Linked DNA regions of Homo sapiens: region 1 is linked to region 2. The links are chromatin loops, found by intact Hi-C in ENCODE. Cell type or tissue: heart right ventricle. All regions are shown on one strand. Links, peaks and the distances in the headings refer to the core of each region. The heading gives the core; the rest is flanking DNA.

Region 1 (5,394 bases), core at 82-5,081, 61 kb after region 2:
ACAAACAAATGGAAGCACATTCCATGCTCATGGGTAGGAAGAATCAATATCGTGAAAATGGCCATACTGCCCCAGGTAATTTATAGATTCAATGCCATCCCCATCAAGCTACCAATGACTTTCTTCACAGAATTGGAAAAAACTACTTTAAAGTTCATATGGAACCAAAACAGAGCCCGCATCGCCAAGACAATCCTAAGCCAAAAGAACAAAGCTGGAGGCATCACGCTACCTGACTACAAACTATATTACAAGGCTACAGTAACCAAAACAGCATGGTACTAGTACAAAAACAGAGATATAGACCAATGGAACAGAACAGAGCCCTCAGAAATAATGCCGCATATCTACAACCATCTGATCTTTGACAAACCTGTCAAAAACAAGCAATGGGGAAAGGATTCCCTATTTGATAAATGGTGCCGGGAAAACTGGCTAGCCATATGTAGAAAGCTGAAACTGGATCCCTTCCTTACACCTTATACAAAAATTAATTCAAGATGGATTAAAGACTTAAATGTTAGACCTAAAACCATAAAAACTCTAGAAGAAAACCTAGGCAACACCATTCAGGACATAGGCATGGACAAGGACTTCATGTCTAAAACACCAAAAGCAATGGCAACAAAAGCCAAAATTGACAAATGGGACCTAATTAAACTAAAGAGCTTCTGCACAGCAAAAGAAACTACCATCAGAGTGAAAAGGCAACCTACAGAATGGGAGAAAATTTTTGCAACCTACTCATCTGACAAAGGGCTAATATCTAGAATCTACAATAAACTCAAACAAATTTACAAGAAAGAAACAAACAACCCCATCAAAAAGTGGGTGAAGGATATGAACAGGCACTTCTCAAAAGAAGACATTTATGCAGCCAAAAGACACATGAAAAAATGCTCATCATCACTGGCCATCAGAGAAATGCAAATCAAAACCACAATGAGATACCATCTCACACCACCTAGAATGGCGATCATTAAAAAGTCAGGAAACAACAGGTGCTGGAGAGGATGTGGAGAAATAGGAACACTTTTACACTGTTGGTGGGACTGTAAACTAGTTCAACCATTGTGGAAGTCAGTGTGGCTATTCCTCAGGGATCTAGAACTAGAATTACCATTTGACCCAGCCATCCCATTACTGGGTATATATCCAAAGATTATAAATCATGCTGCTATAAAGACACATGCACACATATGTTTATTGTGGCACTATTCACAATAGCACAGACTTGGAACCAAGCCAAATGTCCAACAATGATAGACTGGATTAAGAAAATGTGGCACATATACACCATGGAATACTATGCAGCCATAAAAAATGATGAGTTCATGTCCTTTGTAGGGACATGGATGAAGCTGGAAACCATCATTCTCAGCAAACTATCGCAAGGACAAAAAACCAAACACCGCATGTTCTCACTCATAGTTGGGAATTGAACAATGAGAACACATGGACACAGGAAGGGGAACATCACACACTGGGGCCTGTCATGGGGTTGGTGGAGGGGGAGAGATAACATTAGGAGATATACCTAATGCTAAATGACGAGTTAATGGGTGCAGCACACCAACATGGCACATGTATACATATGTAACAAACCTGCACGTTGTGCACATGTACCCTAAAACTTAAAGTATAATTTTTTAAAAAAAAGAAAAATGTGGTAAAGATTATTCCAAAAGGTAGGTGGTCGTGAAAACCAAGCTAACAGGGAACAGAAGGACACAGCAGTATTTATTAAATTTACTTCAGAACTACTGCCAGATTCACTTTAATTCTATCCTATCTTATTTTGGACTTAAGACCAAAAGTTGTTTTCATGACTTTTTCATTACACTTATGTCTACTGTAATTTTTCTTCTATACTTTATCTGTGTCAGAGTTGGTGTTTGCTTTCTGAAGTGCTGGTTGTACCATATGGTTGCTTTAATTTGAGGAAGTATCTTATTTAAAAAAAAAAAGTAAGAAAGCGATTTGAAATGAGTATGTATTCAATGCAGAAATCAGTTATTCTCATATTTAATGCTTTGTGATAGAGAAGTCAGTATATTCTCCCCGTGGTCTCCAAATGCATTTGAATTCATCTCAAATTATTTCATTGAAAGTTCACCTTTTGTCATACAAAAATGGTAACAATGTCTTCAGGGATCTGGGGCTTTTCTAATACCAAAATCTTGGATTTTGAGATTCAAGATGAATAGATGTATTAAAATTTATAGAATTGCTTTGGGGGAAACACAAAATATATTGCCTCTGTATTTATTACTAGCAGTATTTAAGTGGGAAAAATGCTTTTTCTTTCCTATGCATTCTTTATATCATCAGTGATTCATTTTGTTTGAAAGGAATTCTCTTTAGATTTTAGATCATTACCTTAACTTCTCTTTATAGGGAAAAAATTACTATAAAATTTTAAAAATAGAGAGGATCTTCAAAATACATGAGTCCAGTGACCCTCACTTATAGGACTGTTGAGAATCCAGAGACTTAGTGTGATTTGTCTAAGAGTATGAATCTTTGGTGCCATAACTTACTGTATTTTTTTCCTTTTTCACATTTACTTTCAAATATATTCTGTTTATGTTTTCTTTCTACATATTAAGTTACATATTTATATCTTCTGTATTTTATGTCTAAATTTAATGCATTTCTTACTCTTGGAAGTTTTTGGAGTAAATGACAATACAACCCACAATCCAGGAATAGTATGTTTAGCTTTTGTAATAGTAATTATCTTATTGTTTACTAAAACGTGTATTAAATATGGCTGACCAGACCCATAACAATATGAGCACAAAAATTACTACAATAATTTACTTTTGTACATTGAGTACAGTGGAAACATTTTGAGCTAACTAGAACATTTAGATTGCTGTTAACTACTGGACATGACATGATGGCCTGCCAACTCCCATCACTTTCGTGAGTACCGTTCCCACGATCTACTGGGTAGTTAACTGTCACTAGACCTTGCTCCCTCTGGTCACTTCTGATTAGACAAAAGGTGAACTTCTGATCTAAGCTATACCAATTCCATTTCTTCTCCCTGAAAATTGTGGAGCATGCAGGAAAGGTAGAGAGCTATAGGCACTGGATTGATTAACTCAGATATATAGGAGCTGAATTTGCCGCAAACTTGCAAAGAAAACCAATTTCTGTACAATGAGAGAAGAATAAAGCAGGGAAAAGCAGGGTTGAAATACATTAGAGATAAACACAGACAGACAGACACACATCCACACACAGAAAGGCAGAGAGACAGAGAGACAAAGAAAAATGAGAGAAAGCAAACAAGCTTTTGTTCCCCAATGCTTTCCAATTAATTTCCAATTAACAGCTTATTGGAAAGAGCCAGCAGATCGCCCTTAGGAAAGACGAACCTCTGAATCTTTATAATAAATTCCATTTTCACCTAAATTTTCTTTGCATGAGTTTATGTTTATTGCAATCAGTATAAAAAACACACTGCATTTTATATTTGAATGATATATTGAGACAATCATTAATACTGCCAGTAAAGAAAAAAAAATATTGGTGGCAATGGACTAGGTTGAGGGATTAGGAAATAATGTCCAGGTATTTTAGCAGACTATTAAAACTCCGACTGAGCCACACAATCTGAGTTCAAATCTCAGTGGCACCAGACACTAGTTATGTGATTTGGACATGTTTCTTGATCTCCCTTCCTTAGTAAAATGGAAATAATAATAGTATCCACATTACAGGGATGTTGTGATAACTTAATGATTTAATTCATATAAGAGTTTGGATGAATGTCTGGCACATAGTAAATCTGTATAAGTGTTAAATATTGAACTACTAACATTTATATTGACCAGGAGTAAAACTGCTAACCCTATATAATTTTGAAGAAAATAAATATTTTACCTATATGAAATACAGTTGCCAACTTCTGTCATTACTTAATAGTTACATCTTTTGTTTTTCACTTATTTGCCACCATCCTGGTCTATCTATATGGCTTCAGTGCCCTTCAAGCAGCCCTCCCAGACTCCATTATCTCTACTTTCTAAGAAGCTATGCTGATTGTCACTCATCCGTCAAAAACTCTAAAATCTGATTTCAAATCTGACATCCTTTGTCCAGCTTGAATTTCCTGTGTGACAGGCTCATGCTAGCTACTCAATAAACAAAGGTAAATCAAAGTCTCTTACATAATGGAGTTCCAGGGTGGTGGCGAAAGCCATGTGTGAAGGAAGAGCGTGTACAAGGGCCTAGCATCAGGAGAGATGATAGCTCATTCAGGTAACATGTATGTATTCCCAAGTCTGTGTCTTTGCCAATTTTATTCATCTATGTGGAAAGCCATTGCTTTTTGTCTTTCTACAGGTTGAACTTTGGTTGAAGTAGTTTCTAGTTGCCTCCAGGTGAGAGTTTTTGGTAACCTTCTCATGTCTCAAGATCGAGCTCAATTTCATCTCTTTTATAAAACTTACCCACTTCAGACTTCCTGATTATTTCCTTGTAATAATTAGTAACAGGTATCACTAGCTATCTCTATCACATGAATGGAAAAATGCATGAACACTTTTAGGGCAGTGATGTGCCATTTCAACCAAACGTTAACTTTAGAATAACTAAGTAGCAATGTGTTTGTGGAAGGAGAAAAGACTTTTATACAATCTTCAATATTGTATTTATCTGTTTTATATGTAGGAGTCCTCATAACAACCCTATAGAAGAGGTATCATTACACCTGATTTTTAGTTAAGAAAGCTAAGACTCCAGTACCATTTTCTAAGACTAAACACCTAAGAGCAAGCTAATTTGTCAATATATTCCACACATATGTGATACTGAGCCGGTGAACAGGCTCAGTAAATGTTAACTCACTGCACTATTTCTTGTCTACATAACGTTACATGTGTATCACATACTTGTAAGGATGTGTGGATGTTTATCAACTTTTCTTTCTCAGAGTAAATGGCTGAATAAAATTGATGACATGCATATTAAACACAAAGTGATTGCCACAGAATTTCCTTCCATAATATTTTTGAAAGCTGGAACTAAACCACTCCCATGTAGATACTATAGAGTTGTGGTTTACAGTGGTTTTTAGCATATTTACTATATTTTATTATTTTAAAACATAATGAGCTGTTGTATGTAAGTAGCAATCACAAATTATACGTTTATTTGTCAGCATGATGTTCCAAAACAACTTATATTCAAAACTGTTTATTTTCACATAGACTACTAATTACATATTGGAAAATAAACATAAATATTAAACTCACTGTATTGTAAATATAATATGAAGCCAAAAACATATGCCTCAAGAAAGTATTGGAGCTGACATATGGTTTATAACTTCTTGTGGGCTAAATACATTGTCCTTCACTGAAAAGCTTGGAAGTCTTTTAT
Region 2 (5,394 bases), core at 189-5,188:
TTGCAGTTAACCCAGCTTTTAAAAGTAGACCAGGTCCAGATATACACAAATACCATATAAAAAGCTCACTGTGGTCTGTTTCCCACCTTAGGATCTTTCTAGCTATTTTTAATTTCTTCTGTTCCAACCTGCTCATCCAGTCTCACATCCTGAAAGCAGGTCTCTCTCTTGGTCCTGCACCCTTGCTTCAACTTGCTTCAATACCTGTTATTAGCATTATTTTCTTGCTGGACCTGGAAACTCTCTGTCAGAGCTGGGAACCAGAAAGGCCAAGACTGTGTACGATCTGAATTGTAGAAGAGAAGTTTAACAAATCGGGTGAAGTCAAGTATCCAGCAAGAAGGAGGCATTGGCGGGATACTAGATGATGCCAAATAGGTGACTGCATTGTTGTGTAAGGAGGTGTCCTCTCTCTTGGCTTGGAGGTATTGTGAAACTTCTGTCAGCTCATTGCAAAGTGGTTCCAAGGGTCACCGAGTGGGAATGTGTGAATGGATCACTGGAAAACTCAGCATCAAAAGAAGAAGCTCATATTACAATCCTTTCAGACCATGATAAGCACATATAAAGAATATTACACCGAACAATCTCTTTTTAAATGCAAGGTGAATTTCTAAGGTAATTTGTCTGTAGATTTAGTTGTGGTATAAGACTATTTGTATCCAGGTTTCTCCTTCTCTTCAGCAGTGTTCATTGTTTAGCTTCAGCTTGGATCAAGTTAAATTGCTCACTTTTTAGGCTTAAAAAATGTACAGATTATATATTTCTCTTTATTGTCCCTGAATGCTCACATCTTTCATATAAACTTGCTGTACCTTTTTTTTGGACAATTTATTGAATTTCTACAGGGTGATATTTTTGCCAGAACTTTTTATGTTATTATTTTGACTCATATATTATTTGGATTCTGTTTCACATTTCTTTTCTCCTCAAAGCACCTGCTTTTTATACTATTTCTTCCTTCCTTTGGCTGGCTTTTTGATATCCACACTTGTGTGTTGCCTTCCTCCATTGAATACAAGGTTTACTATTATCTCCAACAATATGTTCTCTCAGCTATTGTCTTCTGATTCCAGCTAGACCTATTGTATTACAAAAAAAAAGACTATTTCGGTAAATGTAAACCCTTTCAGTTACCACTTCCAGGTCTGCACTGTGGACCCCAGGTAACTTTCCTTGTTTTTGTTAATCATTTGTGTGTGTGTGTGTGTGTGTGTTTGTGTGTGTATCTTATAGGCATTATAGAAAATATACTTAGAAAAACAGATTGAATATAGATTCCTAAAAAGAACCTGGGGTTCTTTGAATATTAAATTCCTATTTTTTTTTTTTAGGAATCTATAGTCATTTTAGGTGTCTTTTTAGGTTCTTTTTAGGAATCTATATTCATTTTTTCAATATTAAATTCCTATTCAATATTACCTAGAAGCCACAGAAATGATTATAATGCAGATTTTAAACAATCATAGCTTTTACTGTAGGTCTGGATGTAATTGTTTTATTTAGAACAGGTTTGCCGTCTCTAATTGTGACGATCAAAAATATATCCAGACAATGCCAATGCCAAACATCTCACAAAGGGCGGGGGGCATTGCCCCAGTTTACAACCAATTTAGACCCTGTCTTGTTTAAAAAAAAAAAAGATTTAGTAGAATTAAAAACATACAAAATATATAAAATTTCAAAACATATGCAAATAAAATGGGATTATATGAAGAAAAGAACACTAGAAAAGGATAAAGCTAGAGGAAAGGCCGATACATAAAATTTTTGCTGTGCAATTCTGTACAGTGGCTAGGGGTCGTCCACACATTTGGATCTGAGCTGTTGAGCTGTTAAGATTAAGTGAGTAATGTTGCTTTAATCAGTGCATTTGTGCTGCTATGACAAAATACTACAGACTGGGTAATTTATGAACAACAGAAATTTATTTCTTACAGTTCTGGAGCCTGGGATGTCTAAGATCGAGGTGACGGCAGGTTTGGTGTCTGGTAAGGGCTAACTCTGCTTCCAAAATGGCACATTGTTTCTGCATCGTCCACAGGGGAGGGATGCCATGTCTTCACACAGCAGAAGGCCAAAAGAGAATGAACCCACTCTTTCAAGCCCTTTTATAGGGGCCTTATTCCCATCTATGAGGGCTCCATCCTCATGACTTAATCATCATTTAAAGGCCCAACCTGTAAAGCTATCACATTGGTGATTAAGTTTCAACATATGAATTTGAAGGTCACATTCAGACCATAGCAATGCCCAAAGCATGAGCTAATATTTGGTCAGGAGAGTCACAACTTTACTTGCTTCTAGGTGTGCAATAAATTTTTTTGAGTTGTGTTTATAGGGATAATACAATGTAGTTTAAATAAAAAATTTCTCACTAACATTTTTATTCCAGATTTTAATTATTATTTTCTCCCCTTATCCCTCCATTCTATATGGACTTGTTTTAAATTTTTATTTTAATGGTTCTATTAAATATTTTTTCGTTGGGCAGAAAGAATATAGTCATATACATATACCTACATATGATACATGGGCATACTTATTCATCCTGTAGTCTAAATATGTAGAGTATATGTTGCATACAGCATTACAGCAGCAGTAGTTAATATGAAATCACTAAACTTCTAGTCAGGTGGCCTGAATTGGAGTCCTTTACTCCAACTGTGTCATCTTGCATGTTTTTACTCAATTTTCTCGACTTTGGGATTAGGACAAGAATAGCAACCTCACTTAATTGTAGCCAGAAATAAAAGCGTACTGTTATAGCATCATAATAACGTTAAGACATTACCTATCATTTTTGGAAGCAAATGAGACCTACAAACACACAATTTTTAGCACAGGCTATTCTTTTTTTAGAATATCAATAAGCATAGAACTAACGAGAAAAATTTACACACAGTTTTGTATAAATATGTATATGTGTGTATATATATATATGATATTCAATAGCTCCTGGATCCATCTATTTTAATAAAAGGAATCTTGTGGAATACAAATACACTTCCCAAATTCAGGCAGTCTTGTTTTGAAGAAAAACAATCTTAGTAGTGATTTATGGGATAGAGCTCAGATGGGTTTGTGCTTAGATTGGGGCTCAGTGCAGTCTGGCACTGCCTTTAGAAGAGAGGACCATGTGCTCTTGGACTTTGACTAAGAACCTATAACATCCTAATATTGAATGACTTTATTTCAGATTTTTGCTACAACACTTAAAAGAACCCAAGTACTTTATTTATTTTATTGCAGAAAGAAGCATATCTACAAATCATCACGCTTTACTTCACCATTGTTGAATGTTTTTTCCTCCTATGTTTAAGTCAATTAAAAAACCAATGTGGAATAGACAGAAATTTTCTCATCTATTGAAGTTTTGGATATTAGTGATATCTTTTAGAGGTTTTCTATTTTTTCATATTTTCATTAAGTTTGATTAGGCTAATACTTTTTTTTTTTTTTTTTTTGAGATGGAGTTTCACTCTTGTTGCCCAGACTGGAGTGCAATGTCACGATCTTGGCTCCCTGCAACATCCGCCTCCTGGGTTCAAGTGATTCTCCTGCCTCAGCCTCCCAAGTAGCGGGGATTACAGGCACATGCCACCATGCCCAGCTAATTTTGTAGTTTTAGTAGAGACGGGGTGTCTCCATGTTGCTCAGGCTGGTCTCGAACCCCTGACATCAGGTGATCTGCCCACCTCAACCTCCCAAAGTGCTGGGATTACAGGCTTGAGCCACTGGGCCTGGCTGATTAGTTTAATTCTTTAAACATTAAGTGTACCAAAATACTAGCTTTACAATGCAGTGCACTCCAAAAAGCACATAAAGATTACTGATCTCTGAGTCATATCTCCAATTCCGGATGAACGAAGATTGGAGAGGAAAGGGATAGGCTTATGTAGCTGAGAAATGAATTCACTCAAGAGTTGATAAGCACCAAAACCAAAAACACATCCAATACTAAATGACAAAGTGTCTGTAATTTCAGATCCTCCTCCATTAAAATCTATTAATAGAGATTCAGATTTTGTGTTTATTGCTTTAGGTATGAACTATCTGAGAATCCACTGTCAGGAGTTTATTCTCTAAAAGTTAATTCATTTTGTGTTTGCATAATGAATGAATGCAATGTATTTAGAAATAGTGAGGATAATATATGCAGGAAGATAATTCTAATAGAAAAATCTCTTGAAGGATAAATACGAAAATGTTGGAAGAATAAATGAGTTATCACATAGGCTGACCAACTGTACTGGTTATCTTCAGACTGTGCTGATTTTAGTGCGCAGTGTCTTGTTTTGGAGATTCTTCAGTCCCAGGCAAACTGGGATGATTGGTTACTCGAGTTATGAGTCCAATTTCCTTGATTTTCTCCTTGATTTCATTCTAGTTTTCTATAATAGTCTAATTATTAGTTCTAATTTTATAGTAGTTGGAGATCTCATATTTATCAATTTTTAAATATATTATTGCCTTGTTAAATTAAGGATTCGTTGTTAGATGCTGTCAATTATCTATTTCAGATTTAATGGGAAATGTCCTTTCTTTAACAGGAATTTTTCAAATTAGAAGTAGCTTCTTCAGAGGTTTTATTCAAAGGAGAATGATTTTTTTTCAATGAGGTTCAAATATATACATTTGCTCTTCATCCCTTTTTCCTACCATTTTTAACCAGTGTTGGCAATGAAAATAATACACTTTCCTTTTATGAAAAAAGCTTTGATTTGTCAATAAAACAAACATGTCTTAGTTCCATGAGTTCATCATCAGGAAATTTCCAACCTAAATCTTACGGGCCCTGAGTTGAATATAATGATATCTTGAGGTACTGCAGTGAATTTGTTTTTTCTATACCTTCAGAGACTACACACAGATATCAAGACTTTCTTTTCACTTCAACAGTATGCTTCTCCTCTGTAAGACAGACAGGATGTGGTCTAGGAGAAAGTCCACACTTTAACAATAGGCCATTGACAGAATGTGTGGGGAGTACAAAGAGGAAGAGAGCATCTGTCTACACCCAAAATTATCAGAGGCATTTCTGTGTGTGAGAATCTTCGATTTCAAAAATATGTTTTTAAAGGTCACCCGTTTTCCTTCTCTGTTTTTATTGGATGAGGAAAATTGCCTTCAAGATAACAAAACATTTTAAATTCAGGGGAGGAATTGCATCACATTTTGTCTAGTTATCCCAGGCAGAAAATGAATTCCCTCAGGCACTAAACACATTTTCTTTAGCTCTTATGTATGATCTATGTGAATCAAGCTGAGAAAATGAAAAGGGTGGGAAGATGAAATCCAACTGAAAGCAACAGGGCAGAGGATCCAACAGGCAAGAAGTCCTTCTAGGAAGAATAAATGGAGAGTGCCCCAGGTGCTGACTTTATCTACAAT

Evidence for each region. Peaks named below come from ENCODE experiments on the same cell type or tissue, not always from the same donor. Only the 100,000 strongest peaks of a DNase experiment are listed, where the experiment ranks them.
Region 1: a loop joins it to region 2, with 1.9 times the contacts of the local background. A loop is called at or near these places in 3 of 110 quality-filtered maps.

Annotation. Positions count from the first base shown.
Region 1 is chr12:77,902,998-77,908,391 of GRCh38, forward strand. All of the region lies in intron 1 of NAV3 (neuron navigator 3), which reads left to right. Among named protein-coding and RNA genes, the nearest start is that of NAV3, 75 kb to the left of the region's middle. In heart right ventricle, for the core only: no CTCF peak of the experiment used is centred there; no DNase peak of the experiment used is centred there.
Region 2 is chr12:77,842,204-77,847,597 of GRCh38, forward strand. All of the region lies in intron 1 of NAV3 (neuron navigator 3), which reads left to right. Among named protein-coding and RNA genes, the nearest start is that of NAV3, 14 kb to the left of the region's middle. In heart right ventricle, for the core only: no CTCF peak of the experiment used is centred there; no DNase peak of the experiment used is centred there; H3K27ac peaks cover 1,496 bases.